2 separate regions of the Homo sapiens genome follow, and region 1 is linked to region 2. The links are chromatin loops, found by intact Hi-C in ENCODE. Cell type or tissue: CD4-positive, alpha-beta T cell. All regions are shown on one strand. Each heading gives the region's core, and the rest is flanking DNA. Links, peaks and the distances in the headings are about the cores only.

Region 1 (9,825 bases), core at 2,955-7,954, 230 kb before region 2:
AAATCAGAGCAGAACTGAAGGAAATAGAGACACAAAAAACCCTTCAAAAAATCAATGAATCCAGGAGCTGGTTTTTTGAAAGGATCAACAAAATTGATAGACCGCTAGCAAGACTAATGAAGAAAAAAAGAGAGAAGAATCAAATAGACACAATAAAAAATGATAAAGGGGATATCACCACCAATCCCACAGAAATACAAACTACCATCAGAGAATACTACAAACACCTCTATGCAAATAAACTAGCAAATCTAGAAGAAATGGATACATTCCTCGACACATACACTCTCCCAAGACTAAACCAGGAAGAAGTTGAATCTCTGAATAGACCAATAACAGGATCTGAAATTGTGGCAATAATCAATAGTTTACCAACCAAAAAGAGTCCAGGACCAGATGGATTCACAGCCGAATTCTACCAGAGGTACAAGGAGGAACTGGTACCATTCCTTCTGAAATTCTATTGGAAAATCAATAGAAAAAGAGGGAATCCTCCCTAACTCATTTTATGAGGCCAGCATCATTCTGATACCAAAGCCGGGCAGAGACACAACCAAAAAAGAGAATTTTAGACCAATATCCTTGATGAACATTGATGCAAAAATCCTCAATAAAATACTGGCAAACCGAATCCAGCAGCACATCAAAAAGCTTATCCGCCATGATCAAGTGGGCTTCATCCCTGGGATGCAAGGCTGGTTCAATATACGCAAATCAATAAATGTAATCCAGCATATAAACAGAGCCAAAGACAAAAACCACATGATTATCTCAATAGATGCAGAAAAAGCCTTTGACAAAATTCAACAACCCTTCATGCTAAAAACTCTCAATAAATTAGGTATTGATGGGACGTATTTCAAAATAATAAGAGCTATCTATGACAAACCCACAGCCAATATCATACTGAATGGGCAAAAACTGGAAGCATTCCCTTTGAAAACTGGCACAAGACAGGGATGTCCTCTCTCACCGCTCCTATTCAACATAGTGTTGGAAGTTCTGGCCAGGGCAATCAGGCAGGAGAAGGAAATAAAGGGTATTCAATTAGGAAAAGAGGAAGTCAAATTGTCCCTGTTTGCAGACGACATGATTGTTTATCTAGAAAACCCCATTGTCTCAGCCCAAAATCTCCTTAAGCTGATAAGCAACTTCAGCAAAGTCTCAGGATACAAAATCAATGTACAAAAATCACAAGCATTCTTATACACCAACAACAGACAAACAGAGAGCCAAATCATAAGTGAACTCCCATTCACAATTGCTTCAAAGAGAATAAAATACCTAGGAATCCAACTTACAAGGGATGTGAAGGACCTCTTCAAGGAGAACTACAAACCACTGCTCAAGGAAATAAAAGAGGACACAAACAAATGGAAGAACATTCCATGCTCATGGGTAGGAAGAATCAATATCGTGAAAATGGCCATACTGCCCAAGGTAATTTACAGATTCAATGCCATCCCCATCAAGCTACCAATGACTTTCTTCACAGAATTGGAAAAAACTACTTTAAAGTTCATATGGAACCAAAAAAGAGCCCGCATCGCCAAGTCAATCCTAAGCCAAAAGAACAAAGCTGGAGGCATCACACTACCTGACTTCAAACTATACTACAAGGCTACAGTAACCAAAACAGCATGGTACTGGTACCAAAACAGAGATATAGATCAATGGAACAGAACAGAGCCCTCAGAAATAATGCCGCATATCTACAACTATCTGATCTTTGACAAACCTGAGAAAAACAAGCAATGGGGAAAGGATTCCCTATTTAATAAATGGTGCTGGGAAAACTGGCTAGCCATATGTAGAAAGCTGAAACTGGATCCCTTCCTTACACCTTATACAAAAATCAATTCAAGATGGATTAAAGATTTAAACGTTAGACCTAAAACCATAAAAACCCTAGAAGAAAACCTAGGCATTACCATTCAGGACATAGGCGTGGGCAAGGACTTCATGTCCAAAACACCAAAAGCAATGGCAACAAAAGCCAAAATTGACAAATGGGATCTAATTAAACTAAAGAGCTTCTGCACAGCAAAAGAAACTACCATCAGAGTGAACAGGCAACCTACAACATGGGAGAAAATTTTCGCAACCTACTCATCTGACAAAGGGCTAATATCCAGAATCTACAATGAACTCAAACAAATTTACAAGAAAAAAACAAACAACCCCATCAAAAAGTGGGTGAAGGACATGAACAGACACTTCTCAAAAGAAGACATTTATGCAGCCAAAAAACACATGAAAAAATGCTCATCATCACTGGCCATCAGAGAAATGCAAATCAAAACCACTATGAGATATCATCTCACACCAGTTAGAATGGCAATCATTAAAAAGTCAGGAAACAACAGGTGCTGGAGAGGATGTGGAGAAATAGGAACACTTTTACACTGTTGGTGGGACTGTAAACTAGTTCAACCATTGTGGAAGTCAGTGTGGCGATTCCTCAGGGATCTAGAACTAGAAATACCATTTGACCCAGCCATTCCATTACTGGGTATATACCCAAATGACTATAAATCATGCTGCTATAAAGACACATGCACACGTATGTTTATTGCGGCATTATTCACAATAGCAGACTTGGAACCAACCCAAATGTCCAACAATGATAGACTGGATTAAGAAAATGTGGCACATATACACCATGGAATACTATGCAGCCATAAAAAATGATGAGTTCATGTCCTTTGTAGGGACATGGATGAAATTGGAAACCATCATTCTCAGTAAACTATCGCAAGAACAAAAAACCAAACACCGCATATTCTCACTCATAGGTGGGAATTGAACAATGAGATCACATGGACACAGGAAGGGGAATATCACACTCTGGGGACTGTGGTGGGGTCGGGGGAGGGGGGAGGGATAGCAAAAAAAAAAAAAAGTGTATTTTTATGGAATACATAAAAGGTAACTCTTGTGAGTTATGACTTTGAAAAAAAAAAAAAAGAAATTAAAATCATTTGAGAACCACTGACTGTAAAAAAAAAAGACAGACAGTTTATCTTAAGAATAACTGGTGTTCCTAAAGAAAAAAATCCAACAAGTAGAACAAAATATGTATTCAAAGATATAATACAAGAAATTTTCCCTGTATTGAAAAAAATAAATGAACATGCTAAAAACAAAACAAAATAAACAAAATAGCACAATGTGTTTTAGCAACATTTGATACAGAAATTCCAACACAAAGACACAGCCCATCCAATTAAGTTATTAAACTTCAAAGTTAAGAGAGAAATTTTTACATATCTAAGCAGAAAGAGAAAAATCACACACAATGGGAAAATCAGGCAAGACACTGACTTCTCTACAGCAACACTCAGAGCCCGACAAAAAGGTATTAATGTCTGTGTTTGGAGGGAAAGAAAAGGCAGCAAAGAATATTACACCCAGCCAAAGTTATTCATGTATAAAGGCAAGAAGCATCCATTCTGAAATGTTAAATACTTCAGGAAATGTAGAACACAGAAGCCTTTTTCAAGAAAATAAAATGAACTATTCACAATTAAATCCAAGCAATTAACAGATTAGAAATACGTAAAAATAAACATAGGAATTGAGACATTGGGGTAGAAGAAGGAGGAATGAGCAGAGAGTTCACTTAAATATAGATAAACATTAAGTAACTCAGGGAATTATGATGACAGAACAAAGTGTGAAATTAATTAAGCTGGACAAGGTAAAAGTAAAAAAGCTAACAACTCTTGGGAGATAGGATGGTAAAATGACGGGGAGGTGAGTAAATCAACATCTCATCTTTCAAAGAAAGGAGCCAATAGACTAAATTTGAAACTTTTGAGAAAACTCGAAACTTGAAATGAATTTTTTTTTAAAAAAATGACTATAAACTCCTGATGTGTTTCACAATCTCTCTTTTTTGTTTTTAAGGGATTTTCTGGGAAATAAATTTTACATAAAAAAATATGTATTTGAAGTTCACAGTTCCCTCAGTTTCACTTCACTTACATTTTCTTCTATTAAGTAAAATTAAATACTTTATATTTTGAAATAACATCTAGAGATGGTCATTTTTTATAAAGATAAGTATTTGTCCAGGTATCCATGTTACTTTCTATCAGCATACATAGGTGTCTGGAATTATGTTTGCCTAAGTTAGTGAGATTTAGGGTTTTTTAAAAGATTTTCTTCACTGTACATTTTTGCCTCATTTAACGTCTTTATGATATGCATGATTCATTTTTATAAAAGCAATAGAATGATTTCCTTAAGGCAATTATGCCAAGATATTAATTATAGTGATTAATTTCTGGTAGTAAGAATACTGATGGGTTTTTTTTGTTTGGTTTGGTTTTTCATAATGCAACTTAAACTTCAAAAAATATAGTTAGGAAAAATAAGGATGGATAATCATGAAAAAATAGAAGTAAAATCTGTAATTTCTAAATCAGGAGAGGAAAGTGATGAAAGCTTTAGTAATTAAATGTAAATGAGGAAAAGAGTTGAAGAGAAGAAAATAAAATGGTAAAGAAAACATATATCAGACCCTGTTGAAAACAAACAAAAAAAGAAAACATAAAATAAGCAGTAAAAATAAGTTCAAATAGATCATGTCAGCACTTGTAATAAATATAAACAGGTTTAAGTTATAAATTAAAGGACAGAGTCTAACAAATTGGATTTTTCTTAATCTAGTGATATTTTGCTTATAAGAGACACACGAAAATAAATGACCCAGGAAGGTCAAAAATAGAGGAATGGAAAGAATATCGCTGGCACAACAACAACAAAGCAGAATAGCAATATTAGTAGCAGATAAAATCTAACTTAAGGCAAAAAGCATTTATGGAGATAAAGAACTCCATGTAATTATAAAAGGAAAGGACTCACCAAGGAGATATAACAGTCATGAATTTTATGTACCTCACAGCAACATAGCCTCAAAAATGTGTAAAGCAAAACTGACAGAATTTTAAGAAGAAACTGATAAATCTATAATCAGAGTGGGAGATTCTGGCTCACTGTATTGGAAATTGCTCCAGCAGACAAAAATTACTTATAACATAGAAAACTTGTACAACATCGTAGCAAGCTTGGTCTAATAGATATACAAAGAATCCGTCAACAAATACAAAGTGTGCATTATTTTCAAGAAGATAAGGAATACTTACAAATAACAAATCTTGCAACAAAAGTCTCAACAAATTTCAGAAAATCAAATATCAACAAATATTATTCTCAGACCCCAATGCAATTAACTCAGAAATTGACAATTAAAAGACAAAAATATAGAATATTTTAAAATTACACTCCTAAATTACTTGTGTGTTAAAAGTGCAAATTACCGAAACATTAAAATATCAGGGGCTAAAGGAAAACAGGGTTCTACAAAACATAAGTTGTGGAATAAATTCAATACTGTTCTTGATAAATTCATTTACATAAAAAGAGTGAAAATAAATGTTATACAACTCAAGAAGAAGATTAAACTCAAAAAAGGAAAAGGAAGAAAATGATCGTAGTTAAGGACTAGAATGTAAGTAGTTTATTAAGGAAGTACTCCCAGAAGAAACAAGTAAGGAAGTGGGAAAACACAGTAAATACAGAGAAGATTTGTTCTGTCTTACGGCAAAAGAGTTGAGATATACTGTATCTAGCCAGTTACTGGCTACAGGATGTCTGAGGTGGGAAGCATGTAAGCCTCAGGCACCTTTAGCTCTCCATACCAGCAGGTGGCTCCAGTGCCCAACAGCAGTCCTTTGAAGATTGCAAGTGCAAATTTTTAAGAGCAAAATACACGGAAGCTTTGGGAGATGAGCTTACTGAGCTGGTAAATAGAATGCACAGGCATTTAGTAAGGGCATCCAGGGAGGCTACTACAGAATTTTACAGAGGAGGAAAACAAGTACCACCACCAAAGGAAATGTTCAATACAACCAGAAATCACTCATTTTAAAAGAACGAAGTAGATAGATCTCTAGAAAAACAGATGAAGAACAGCAAAACTGCATTTTTCAAAAGGCAATATGTAAGCAGCCAACATTGACTACGCCTAGTACGACATATCTCTCCCACCCATTACAACTAAAAATTCTAGACAAAATACAAAAAGCAACTACCTGGGGGTTTTGAAAAGTTAACAATTCCAGAGCAACCACTAAGAAAAGTGCCAGTAGATTAATTTAAAAGAAATTTAAGAAAAAAAAAGAAGGCAGAAAAGAAAAGAAAAACAAAAGTAGAGAGGACAACAAACAACAATAAAACGTAGACCTAAATCCAAACATATCAATTATTGTGTTAAACGTAAATGACTTAAACATCAAGTAAAAGACAGAGATTATCTATTTGGATTTTCTAAAGACCCACATATCTGCTATACAAATACTTAAGGAAGAAACAGTAACAACTCTATTCAATTTATTTCAGAATATAGAAAAGGAATGAATACTTCCCAACTCATTTTGTAAGAGATGTATTACCTTGATTTCAAAATCCAACGAAGACATTACAAGGATTTTTAGAAGTTAAAAACTACAGATCAATATTTCTCATGAGTGTAGATGCAAAATTATCACCAAAATATTAACAAATTCTAATAATATTATAAAGATAATACACCACGATCACATGAGGTTTACTCTGAGGATGCAAGGTTAGTTTAACCTTGCAATCAATGTATCGTATTAGCAGACTAAAGAAGAAAAACCATGTGATTATCTTAATAGATGCAGAAAAAGCACTTAACAAAAGTTTACCACCATGACTTTTTTTAATACTCAGCAACCTAGGAATTTAAGAGAACTTTCTAAACCTGATTAGGGCCATCCACAAAAGAAACCTACAGCTAACATCAAATTTAATAGTGAAAGATGGAATGCTTCTCCCCTAAAATGAGAAACAAGGCAAAGATATCTACCTTCATCTCTCTTATGCAGCATCATACTGGAAGTCCCAGCTAGTTTGACAAGGCAAGAAAGGGAAATAAAAAGCATACAGATTGCAAAAGAAGAAATAAATATCCCTTTATTTTCAGATAACATGATGTTAAATTAAATACATTAAATACAAGATCAATAAACAACAAATCAATTGTATTTCTATATACTAGCAATGAAAAACATTTAAAATATGTTTTACCATTTACTGAAACAGGAAACACATAGATATAAATCTAACAAAATATATGCAAGACCTGTAGGCTGAAAACTATGAAACACTCATAAAAGAAAACATTCTTTTCTTTTCTAAATAAATGGAGTGACAAATGTATGTCCAGAGGTTGGAAATTCAGTATTGCTCTCAATTCTCCCTAAAATGGTCTACAAATTCAATGCAATCTCAATCAAAATCTTAGCAGAAATTGTTGCAGATACTGACAGGGTGTGTCTAAAATTTATTGGGAAAGGCAAAGGAAATAGAGTAACCAAAAAAATTTTGAAAAATAAAAGTAAAGTTGGAGGACTCCCACTACCTGATTTTAATGCTTATCATAAAGCTACAGTAACCAAGAGAGTGTGATACTCGTGGCAAGATAGACATATAGATCTATGGAAAATAAAGAAACTCCAGAAATAGACACAGACAAAGGTGGCCAACTGATTTTTGACAAAAGTGCAAAGGCAAGTCAACTGAGAAAAACATAATGCCTTCAACAAATGGTGATTAAACAATTAGGCAGACAAAAACAAACTCTACTGACCCATCCACACCTCACACCTTATGAAAATATTAAAACGTAGTATAGGAATAAATGTTAAATTACAACACTTCTAGAAAAAAAGGAAATCTTTATGACTTTGGGTTAGAAAAAAATTCTTAGATACATCGCAAAAATATGATCAACAATAGAAAAAAAATGAATTTGATCCAAATCAAAAACTGCTCTGTGAAAGACACTACTAATAAAATGAAATGAGAAGCCACAGACTGGGAGAAAATATTTGCAAATCATTTATCTGACAAGAAAAACTTCTATTCAGACTATATCTTAAAATCTAAAAACTCAACAACAGGAAAACAAACAACCCAATACAAAGTGGGCAAAATATTTCAAAAGGCACTTTGACAAAGATGATACACACAGAGCAAATAAACACTTAAAGGTTTTCTACACCATTAATCATTAGAGGAAACACAAATTAAAAACCACAGTGACCTGCTAAAAAGACTAACCTGTGCCTATTAAAACAACTGAAAAAAATAAGTAAAACCTGATCATTTTAACTGCTGCCTAGGATGCAGAGCCACAAAAACTTTCCAACAATCGCTGATGGGACTGCAAAAGGTAGAGACACTATGGAAAACAGGGTAGCAGTTTCTCATAAAGGTAAACATGCATTTACCATATAATCCAGCAATCCTAAGCTTAGGTATTTAACTAATACAAATGAAAACTTATGTTCACGTCAAATCCTGTACATAAATGTTTATATAGCAACTCTATTCGTAATAATCAAAAAACTACAAACAAGGTGAATATCTTCAACTGGTGAATGGATAAACAAATTGTGGTCTACACATACAGTGGATACTATCCAACAATAGAAAAAGAACAAAATATTAAAAATACAACATGGATGAATGTCAAATGCGTTACACTGGTATAGCAGTAGGTAGTATGGTATGTAGCTTTTGAGTCTAGCTATATAATCCTATTTGTATGTCATTTTGGAAAAGGCAAAATTATAAAGATGCTTGCCAGAGGTTGGGGGTAGTAAAGGTAGTTGACAACGATAAGGCAATATGAGGGAACTTGGGGGAAAACACTGAAACAGACTTGGTGTGCTGGTGGTTACATTTGTCAGAACTAGTAGAACTATAGACCAAAAAGGATAAATTCAACTGTATATAAATTAAAAATAAATAAAAACGATTTGAAAAAAATACTGAGAATGAAAGAGAGACAGCATGACAGATTCAGAAGAGATATTTTTTAACCATAAGAAAAAACATGAATCACTTTATGCCAGAAAGTTAGAAAATATAATTGATGTAGACAATTTTTGGTAAAAAATATAAATTATCTAATATTGTGACTCAAAAAAAATGAGAAATTTGAATGAACAAAGAACGATTAAATAAATTATATATGTTGCCAGCCGAAAATCTATTTCTTAGATAGACAGCAAGCCCAATAACTTTATAGGCAAATATTTCCTAGATTCTAAACATACTACCACATCATACTAAAAATATTTTTTAAAACACAATTTCAGAGGACAGAAAAAGGAAAACTATCCAAATCATGTTATGGGGCTACTATAACCTCATTACCAAAACCAGATAAAGACTACTAGAAAACAAATACAGACTTGTTTGCACACATGTATATGTGTGTATATATATATATGTGTATGCGTGTGTGTATTTTATATATACATATATATTATAAATACATAGAAAAATAAAGTTCATCAAGAATCCTAAAATCAAGATCAGCACATAAAATCAGTAACTCTTCTAGAATCCAACAATGAACCATTAAAAATGTTATTTTTTAAAGAGTCATTCATAGCAGCTGTAAAAGCTAGCAAGAAATATAATGAAGCTATTTAATGTACTTATGAAAATATTACATACTATAAAAACACCAACATGAATACCAATATGTACTATGTTCATGGATGAGAAGACATTATCATAAGCACATCTAATTTTCTTATATTGAACTATAAAATAAGAACAATCTCCCTTAGAATGTTAACACTTTTTTGTAATGAAGCTTAGCAATCTGATCCTAAATTCGTGCTGAGTGACAGGAAGGACAGACAAGACAATTTTTAAAAGAAAGTGTAAACAATGTAAAGAGGATGTAACCAGTAATAAGATTTGCTATAGAGTTGGCAT
Region 2 (8,856 bases), core at 3,319-8,318:
AGGAAAAAAAGGAGGATTGCTGGATTCAAGCAATCCTGTCACCTCAGCCACCCAAGTAGCTGGGACTACAGGTGCATGCCACCACACCTGGCTAATTTTTCTATTTTTTGTAGAGTCAGGGTCTCACTATGTTGCCCAGGCTGGTCTTGTACTCTTGGCCTCAAGTGATCCTCCCAACTTTGGGTCCCAAAATGCTGGGATTACAGGTGTGAGCCACTGCACCTGGCTTTGACATAATTTTTTTACATGGTATAAGGTAGGCAGTAGACTTCATTATTTTGCATGTAGTCATGCAGTAGTCCTAGCACTACTGGTTGAAAAGACAATTATTCCCCAACAAAATTGTCCTAATACTCATTGACATTTTGGTTGTTTTTAATATTGGAGAACAAATGTGCGTGTTCATGCTAATGAACCTGTGGAGGCTGTGGAGAGGGGGAATCAGTGACACAGAGAGGAAGAGGAGAATGACTAGAGTGGCATCCCCTGATGGGAGAGGGGGTGGACCTGGTGTCCAGTGGAGGAGGTGGCCTTAAAGCAAGGTCAGTTCACAGTAACAGGAAGAAAGATGGTTGCCTGAGTGCAGGTGGAGATGGTGGGCATTCTCTTCTGGAGGCTTCATTTTTCCTAGGGAAATGGGAAGCAAGGTCACCACTGGAGAGAAAGAACAGGAGAGGAAGGGTTGGGAGCCCAAGAGAGAAGAGGTTAGAGGGAGAGGAAATGAACTCAGAGGGGGCTGCCATGTTGCTGGCAATTATCCCGTATTTTCCTGGGATAATTGCCAGCAACATGGCAGCCCCCTCTGAGCTTAGTGATGAAGAATTGAAGGTGAGAGAAGCCCAGGCATGGTGGCTCACACATGTAATCTCAGCACTTTGGGAGGCCGAGGTGGGTAGATCATCTGAGATGAGGAGTTCAAGACCAGCCTGGCAAACGTGGTGAAACCCTGTCTCTACCAAAAATACAAAAATTAGTTGGGCGTGGTGGCGGGCACCTGTAATCCCAGCTAGTAGGGAAGCTGAGGCAGGAGAACCGCTTGAACTCAGGAGGCAGAGGTTGCAATGAGCCGAGATCTTGCCACTGCACTCCAGCCTGGGCAACAGAGCGAGACTCTGTTTAAAAAAAAAAAAAAAGGCCAGGCACAGTGGCTCATGCCTGTAATCTCAGGACTTTGGGAGGCCCGAGGCGGGGGGATCACATGAGGTCAGGAGTTCAAGACCAGCCTGGCCAACATGGTGAAACCCCATCTCTACTAAAAATACAAAAATAAAAATTAAAAAATTAGCTGGGCGTGGTGGCAGATGCCTGTAATCCCAGATACTTGGGAGGCTAAGGCAGGAGAATCGCTTGAACCTGGGAGGTGGAGGTTGCAGTGAGCTGAGATCACTCCACTGAAATCCAGCCTGGGTGACAGACGAGACTCCATCTCAAAAAAAAAAAAAAGTGAGAGCAGTCAATGTGGTCAGGTGTTTTTCTTCAGCCATATCTGATGAGGCAGTTGGAGGGAGAGGGGATAGGAACTTGGGGATGCCATCATCCAAGGCCTCCACAGCAGGGCTGCCTGTTCCTGGGGCAGGACAAGGCTGGTGCCCAGTGGCTGCAGTAAGTGACCCTCTCACTGGCGATGCTTGGAGTCACTCAGGTAGGTGGTCTCACCCACACACCAGGTCTATTTGACATCTCAAGGGAGGGGGAAATGCCCCTGCCTTAGGTCTGGTTAGAGAGCACAGATTAGGGAAGCCACCAGTAAGCCCTCAACTCTCCCAACTCCCAACCTGTCAGCTTGGGCTGCCATGACAAAATGTCATTGATTGGGCAGCTTAAATTTATTTTCTCACAGTTCAGGAGGCTAGAAGTCCAAGATCTGGGAGCCAGCATGGTTGGGTTCTGGGGAGGGCTCTCTTCCTGGCTTACAGACGGCCACCTTCTTGCTGAGTCATCACATGGAGGAGAAAGAGCAACAGAGCCCTCTGGTGTCTCTTCTTATGAGGACACTAATCCCAGGATGAAGGCCCCACCCTCATGGCCATATCTAAACCCCCTTACCTCCTGCATCAAGTCCGCTTTCACACTGCTAATAAAGACATACCTGAGACTGGGTAATTTACAAAAGAAAGAGGTTTAATGCACTTGCAGTTCCACATGGCTAGGGAGGCCTCACAATCATGGGGCAAGACAAAGAGGAGCAAGTCACATTTTATGTGGATGGCAGCAGGCAAATAAAGAGACCCTGTGCAGGGAAATTCCCATTTTTAAAACCATCAGATTGGCTGGGCACGGTGGCTCATGCCTGTAATCCAACCACTTTTAGAGGCCGAGACGGGCGGATTACCTGAGGCCAGGAGTTTGAGACCAGCCTGGCCAACATGGTGAAATCCCATCTCTCCTAAAAATACAAAAAAGAAAAATTAGCTGGGCGTGGTGGTAGGCACCTGTAATCACAGCTACTCGGGAGGCTGAGGCAGGAGAATCACTTGAACCCAGGAGGCAGAGGTAGCAGTGAGTCAAGATCAGACCATTGCACTCCAGCCTGGGCAACAAGAGTGAAACTCCGTCAAAAAAAAAAAAAAAATCTGATCTCGTGAGACTTATTCACTATCACAAAAACAGCACAGGGATGATCCCCCCGCCCATGATTCAATTATTTCCCACCAGGTCCCTCCCACAACACGTGGGAATTATAGGAGCTACAAGATGAAATTTGGATGGGGACACAGAGCCAAACCATATCACCTTCCTAAGGTCCCATCTCCAAACACCATCACTCTGGGGGTTAGGGCTTCAACACAGGAATTTTAAGGGGGACACAATTCAGTCTACAGCACCTCCCAACCTGCTCTTGACCTCTAACAAGGATATCAAACAAGCCCAGATGCTAAATTTCAGAACAGAGGAGAGACAGAAAAAAAGAGTGGTTCCTGGCTCTGAAAGGAGTGTCTGTATCACCGGCAACCTGAGTGGAAAAGAAAAAAGAAATCTTTCATTTTTATACTTTCTATTGTGTATTTTATAGAGTTGTGATTCCCAATATGCTAGCCACTGGCCACATGTGACTAGTCAGAATTGAGATGTGCTAGCAAGTGTAAAATAGACAACACGTTTCGAAGGCTTAATATGAAAAAAATGGAAATCATCTCAATAATCTTTTATATTGATTACATGTTGAAATGATAATAGGTTGGATATCAGGTTAAAAAACATATTATTAAATTAATTTCTTCTGTTTGTTCCTACTTTTTAAAAGTGTGGGTTATGAGAAAATCTCAAGTTACACGTGACTCACTTTGGAGGCCAAAGAAGCTCCATCTTGGATACTAATCTGCCAAGTTGGCTTCTGATGAACCCCCATTCCAGGAAGGCCTCTAAGATCCCAATTTCTCTATCATTTCTTGTATGATTGCAGGTACTTACCATAAATCCTTAGGTCAAACAACCTTGATGTTATCCTACTTCAACTGTCTACACATCCCTTCTGAACCACCCTCCCCTCTGGTATACAAGTCCTGGGTCTTGGGGGTGATGGCGCGGGGTCCACCATCTTGTCTTGCCACTGCCAAGACACAGACATGGCTTCTGTCCGTAAGTCCCTACTGAATGATTCTTTCTAAGGAACTAGATATGCCAGCCTCTTTCTTTGGCCTCTCAGCTTCCTCAGATGTTGGGGTAGGTTTGTATACACCTGCCCATGGTAAAACTCACGTTTGGCTTGTATTCTATTCATGTTGGATAGCGCTGACATAGAAGAACCCAAAACAGCCCCCAGCACAGCCGGCCCTCCTGCCTTGGTCAGTGGGAACAAGCACATCAGATCAAGCTCTCATGGGTCTCAGGATCTGGGATGGTGCTTTGGAACTGAATGTTGTGGTGGGACCACTTCTCTAAGGACGGCAAGATCCAAGGTGGGCTGTGAGCACTCTTCCTGAGTGATGGCCTTTAACGGTCCCCAGAGGCAGCCCCAGGGAGATGAGGACCTGGCTGGCTGTCCAAAAATCTGATCAGGCTGGCTCTTGTTTGGTTTAGGGATACATAAATAACTCACATTTTAAACACTAGAACTCAGGCATGAGACGCCCATGCCTGCCTGTCTGTTCCCTCTGAGCCATGCCTTCATCGGGTGGGAGAACCACTAGGATCACAGCACCATCTGCAATCCCTCTTTTTTCTTTTTTTTTGAGATGGAGTCTTGCTCTGTCGCCCAGGGTGGAGTGAAGTGGTGTGACCTCGGTTCACTGCAACCTCTGCCTCCTGGGTTCAAGCAATTCTCCTGCCTCAGCCTCCCAAGTAGCTGGGATTACAGGTGCCCACCACCACGCCCAGCTAATTTTTGTATTTTTAGTAGAGATGGGGTTTCGCCATGTTGGCCAGGCTGGTCTCGAACTCCTGACCTCAGGTGATCTGCCCGCTTCAGCCTACCAAAGTGCTGGCATTACAGATGTGAGCCACTGCGCCCAGCCTGCAAGCCCTCTTTCTTATTTCCTCCAAGCACTGAAGCATGAATTTGTGGTAAGGTAAATAAACGTGTGTGTGTGGCATGGTGGGGGGATACATCCACAGAATGTCACGTGCCCAGCCCTGTTCTCTGTTTGTTACACTTGACTATTAGGATTCCAGCCTCTTGTTCACATACATAGTCTAACTATTTCCTTTTTGGTCAGAATTGGAATTCTTTCCCTTTTTTTTTTCCTGCTATTATAAACAGCAGTGCTATGAATATCTTTATTGTTTTCCACTTGAATTATTTTATTGGAATGTTTTCCCTGAAGTGAAATTGGTTGGCTGGGAGGTATATATGATTTTATAGTTCCTGTGATTTTCCTTTTCATCAAATCACTCTCCCAAAAGACTGCATTGCTATGTATCGCCTTCTGCATGTACGTGTGTGTGTGTGTATGCACGTGCGTGTGTGGACGTATGTGTATACCGTTTTCCCTCAGCCCTGCCAGCTGTGGGTTTGATCATTTGTATTTATTTTTACTAATTAACATGGTATATAACAGATATCTCCTGGATATTATATTTGCATTTGCTTACTTGCTAACAAGAATGAGTAAAGTCCTTCTCTTAAAACCCAGAAAAATAAAATAAACAGCCACCACATCCATGGCTTAGAAAAACACCTCTCAGCTCCCTCCTATGCCAGGACTTGGGGGCACCCACAGCTGACGCCAAGGCTGCGACACGGCTGGCCAGGCCCGAGCTTGGCCTGCTGACCTGTGGCTGTCATCATGGTCCTAGAGGCCTCCTCCAGCTAATAAAGCCATTTCTCTCCTCCAGCCAATAAAGCCATTTCTCTCCTCCAGCCAACTGAAGGCACATCAGGCAATGCCCTCTTCTGCATGGCTTAGATGAGTCCTGCATTTCTTAATTCCCATATGTTCGTTGTTGGGATTGAGAGACATTCTGTTTTACATGCAAAAAAGGTTGCAGGAGATGCGGCTGGTGTCCTGTCCACAGCTTATGAAAACCTCAGGGCAGCCTCCGCACCCTCCCCCTGGGGAAGTTACAAAACAGCATCCTCTGAGAGCCACTGTCTGGGCCTGGCCTGGCCTGGCCGGGACCTGGGGAGAGGAGGAGGAAGGCCTTGCCTGGCTGGCCCACCAGAGGGCGCCTCCCACCACAGGTGCCAGGCTGTGTCCCCAGCCCTGTGGCCTCCTGGCTCTGCACACAACAGCCAGGCCTGCATCCCTCCAGCCAGACATCTCAGCCCAGAGACACAAAGCAGTCATCCAGCTAAAACGTACCATCTGCCTGGGAACGGCAACACTGAAGCAGGTTAATAGCTGGCCCAGAGCAGATGGTTTATTCCAATGATGACTGGGTCCCTGTACCCAGGCGTCTTCCTTAGTGCTGCCTCGCCCACCGGCAGCCCGCAGCTCTCCCTGGGCCAGGCCCCACTGGAAGGGCCAGCCCTGCTGCCCAGAAATCCTGCCACTCCGCCACCCAGACACCGAACACCCAGACACCTAACACACAGACACCTGACACCCAGACACCTGGACACCTGACACCCGGACACCCAGACTACCTGACACCCGGACACCTGGACACCCGATCACCCAGACACCTGATACCCAGATACCCGGACACCCAGACACCTGACACCCAGATACTGAGACACCTGACACCCAGACACCTGACACCCAGACATCCAGACACCCGGACACCTGACACCCAGACACCTGACACCCGGACACCTGGACACCCGGACACCGAGACACCTGACACCCAGACACTGAGACGCCTGACACCCAGACACCTAGACACCTGACACTCAGACACCCAGACACCTGACACCCAGACACCTGGACACTCAACACCCAGAAACCTGACACTAGACACCTGACACCCAGACACCCAGACACCTGGACACCCAGACACCTGACACCCAGGCACCTGGGGACACCCAGACACCCACATACCCATACACCCAAAAACTTGACAGCTAAACACCTGGACACCCAACACCTAGAAACCTGACACCCAGACATCTGACACCCGGACACCTGACACCCAGACACACAGACACCCAGACACCTGACACCCAGATACTTGGACACCCAGACACCTGGCACCCAGACACCCAGACACCTGGCACCCAGACAGTCAGATACCCAGACACTCAGACACCTGACACCCAGACACCTGGACACCTGGACACTCAGACACCTGACACTCAGACACCCATACACCCAGATACCTGGAAACCCAAACACCGGACACCCAGATACCCAGACGTCTGACACCTGGACACCCAGACACCTGACATCCAGACACCCAGACACCCAGACACCCAGATGCCCAGACACCCAGACACCTGACACCTGACACCCAGACACCCAGACAACTGACACCCTGACATCTGGACACCCAGACACCCAGACACCCGACACCTGACACCCAGACACCTGATACCTGACACCCAGACACCCGAATACCTGGACACCCAGACACCTGACACATGACACCAAGATACTCGACACCCAGATACCCAGACACTCGGACACCCAGACACCTGACCTCCAGACACACAGACACCCAGACACCCAGATACCCAGACACCCAGACATCTGACACCCAGACACCTGACACCCAGATGCCTGACACCCAGACACCTGACACTCAGGCACCTGGACACCCAGACACTCAGACACCCAGACACTCAAACACCAGACACCCAGACACTCAAACACCAGACACCCAGACACCCAGACACCTGATACCTGGACACCCAGACAACCTGACATCCAGACACCTGGACACCCAGATACCCAGACATGCAGACACCTGACACCTGACACCCAGACACCTGACACCCAGACACCTGACACCTGGACACTTGGACACCCAGACACCTGACACCAAGAAACCTGGACACCCAGACACCCAAACACTAGATACCCAGACACCCAGCCACCTGACATCCAGACACCCAGACACCCAGACAGCTGACACCCAGACACCTGACACCCAGACACCTGACACCTGGACCCCCAGACACCTGACACCCAGACACCTGGTGGGATGTCCGGGTGTCTTGGTATCAAGTGTCTGGGTGTCTCGGTGTCAGGTGTCTGGGTGTCTGGGTGTCCAGGTGTCTGGGTGTCAGCTGTCTGGGTGTCTGGGTGGTGAGGTGTCTCAGTGTCTGGGTGTCTGGGTGTCCAGGTGTCCAGGTGGTGGGGTGTCTGGGTGTCTGAGTGGCAGGGTGTCTGGGTGGCAGAGGGTCTGGGTGTTTGGGTATCCAGGTGTCCAGGTGGTGGGTTGTCCAGGTGTCCAGGTAGTGGAGTGTCTGGGTGTCTGGGGGTTGGGGTGTCTGGATATTCGAGTGGCAGGGTGTCTGGATGGTGGGGTGGCTGAGTATCCAGGTATCCAAGTGACACTCGGACACCCAGGCACCTGACACCAGACACCCAGACACCTGGACACCCAACACTCAGACACCCAGACACTCAGATACCCAGACACCCAGAAACCTGACACCCAGACACCCGGATACCCAGACACCCAGAAACCTGACACCCAGACACCCAGATACCCAGACACCCGACACCCAGACACCCAGAAACCTGACAGCCAGACACCCGGATACCCAGACACCCGACACCCAGACACCCGGACACTCAGACACCCAGACACTCAGACACCCAGACATCCAGACACCTGATACCCAGAAACCTGACACCCCACCACCCGGACACCCAGACATCCTGCCACCTGAACACCCTGCCACTCAGTCACTTGGACACCTGGATACTCAGCCACCCCACCATCCAGATACCCTGCCACTCCAATACCCAGACACCCCAACCCCCAGACACCCAGACACTCCACTACCTGGACACCTGGACAACCCACCACCTGGACACCTGGACACCCAAACACCCAGACCCTCTGCCACCCAGACACCCTGCCACTCAGACACCCAGACACCCCACCACCTGGACACCTGGACACCCGGACACCCAGACACCCGGACACTCAGACACCTCACCACCCAGACACCGAGAAACCTGACACCCAGAAACCTGGACACCCGGACACCCAGACACCTGACACCAAGACACACAGACACTTGACACCAAGATAGCCGGACACCCCACCACCCAGACACCTGGACACCCTGCCACTCAGCCACTTGGACACCTGGGCACTCAGCCACCCCACCACCTAGACACCCTGCCACTTGGATACCCAGATACCCTGTTCCCCAGACACCAAGACACCCAGTTACCCCACCACCTGGAAAACCCTCCACCCAGACACCCTGCCACGTGGACACCTGGAGACCCCTCCACCCACAGACCCCACCACCAGGATACCCTATCACCCAGACACACAGACACCCAAACACCCTGCCAT

The links. Hi-C counts contacts between places; a loop is a spot of excess contacts. Peaks named below come from ENCODE experiments on the same cell type or tissue, not always from the same donor. Only the 100,000 strongest peaks of a DNase experiment are listed, where the experiment ranks them.
Region 1: it touches region 2 in a loop (4-fold over the local background); 7 of 110 quality-filtered maps call a loop at or near these places.

Annotation. Positions count from the first base shown.
Region 1 is chr19:29,462,300-29,472,124 of GRCh38, forward strand. All of the region lies in intron 1 of VSTM2B-DT (VSTM2B divergent transcript), which reads right to left. Among named protein-coding and RNA genes, the nearest start is that of VSTM2B-DT, 59 kb to the right of the region's middle. In CD4-positive, alpha-beta T cell, for the core only: no CTCF peak of the experiment used is centred there; a DNase peak (open chromatin) is centred at 5,712; H3K27me3 peaks cover 364 bases.
Region 2 is chr19:29,689,170-29,698,025 of GRCh38, forward strand. No RefSeq gene overlaps it. Among named protein-coding and RNA genes, the nearest start is that of C19orf12, 22 kb to the right of the region's middle. RefSeq lists enhancers at 1,114-1,666, 1,667-2,218, 1,813-2,107, 2,026-2,085, 5,840-5,899 and a silencer at 1,897-2,094. In CD4-positive, alpha-beta T cell, for the core only: CTCF peaks have their summits at 5,601 (motif pointing right) and 5,802; DNase peaks (open chromatin) are centred at 5,612, 7,172, 7,472 and 8,090.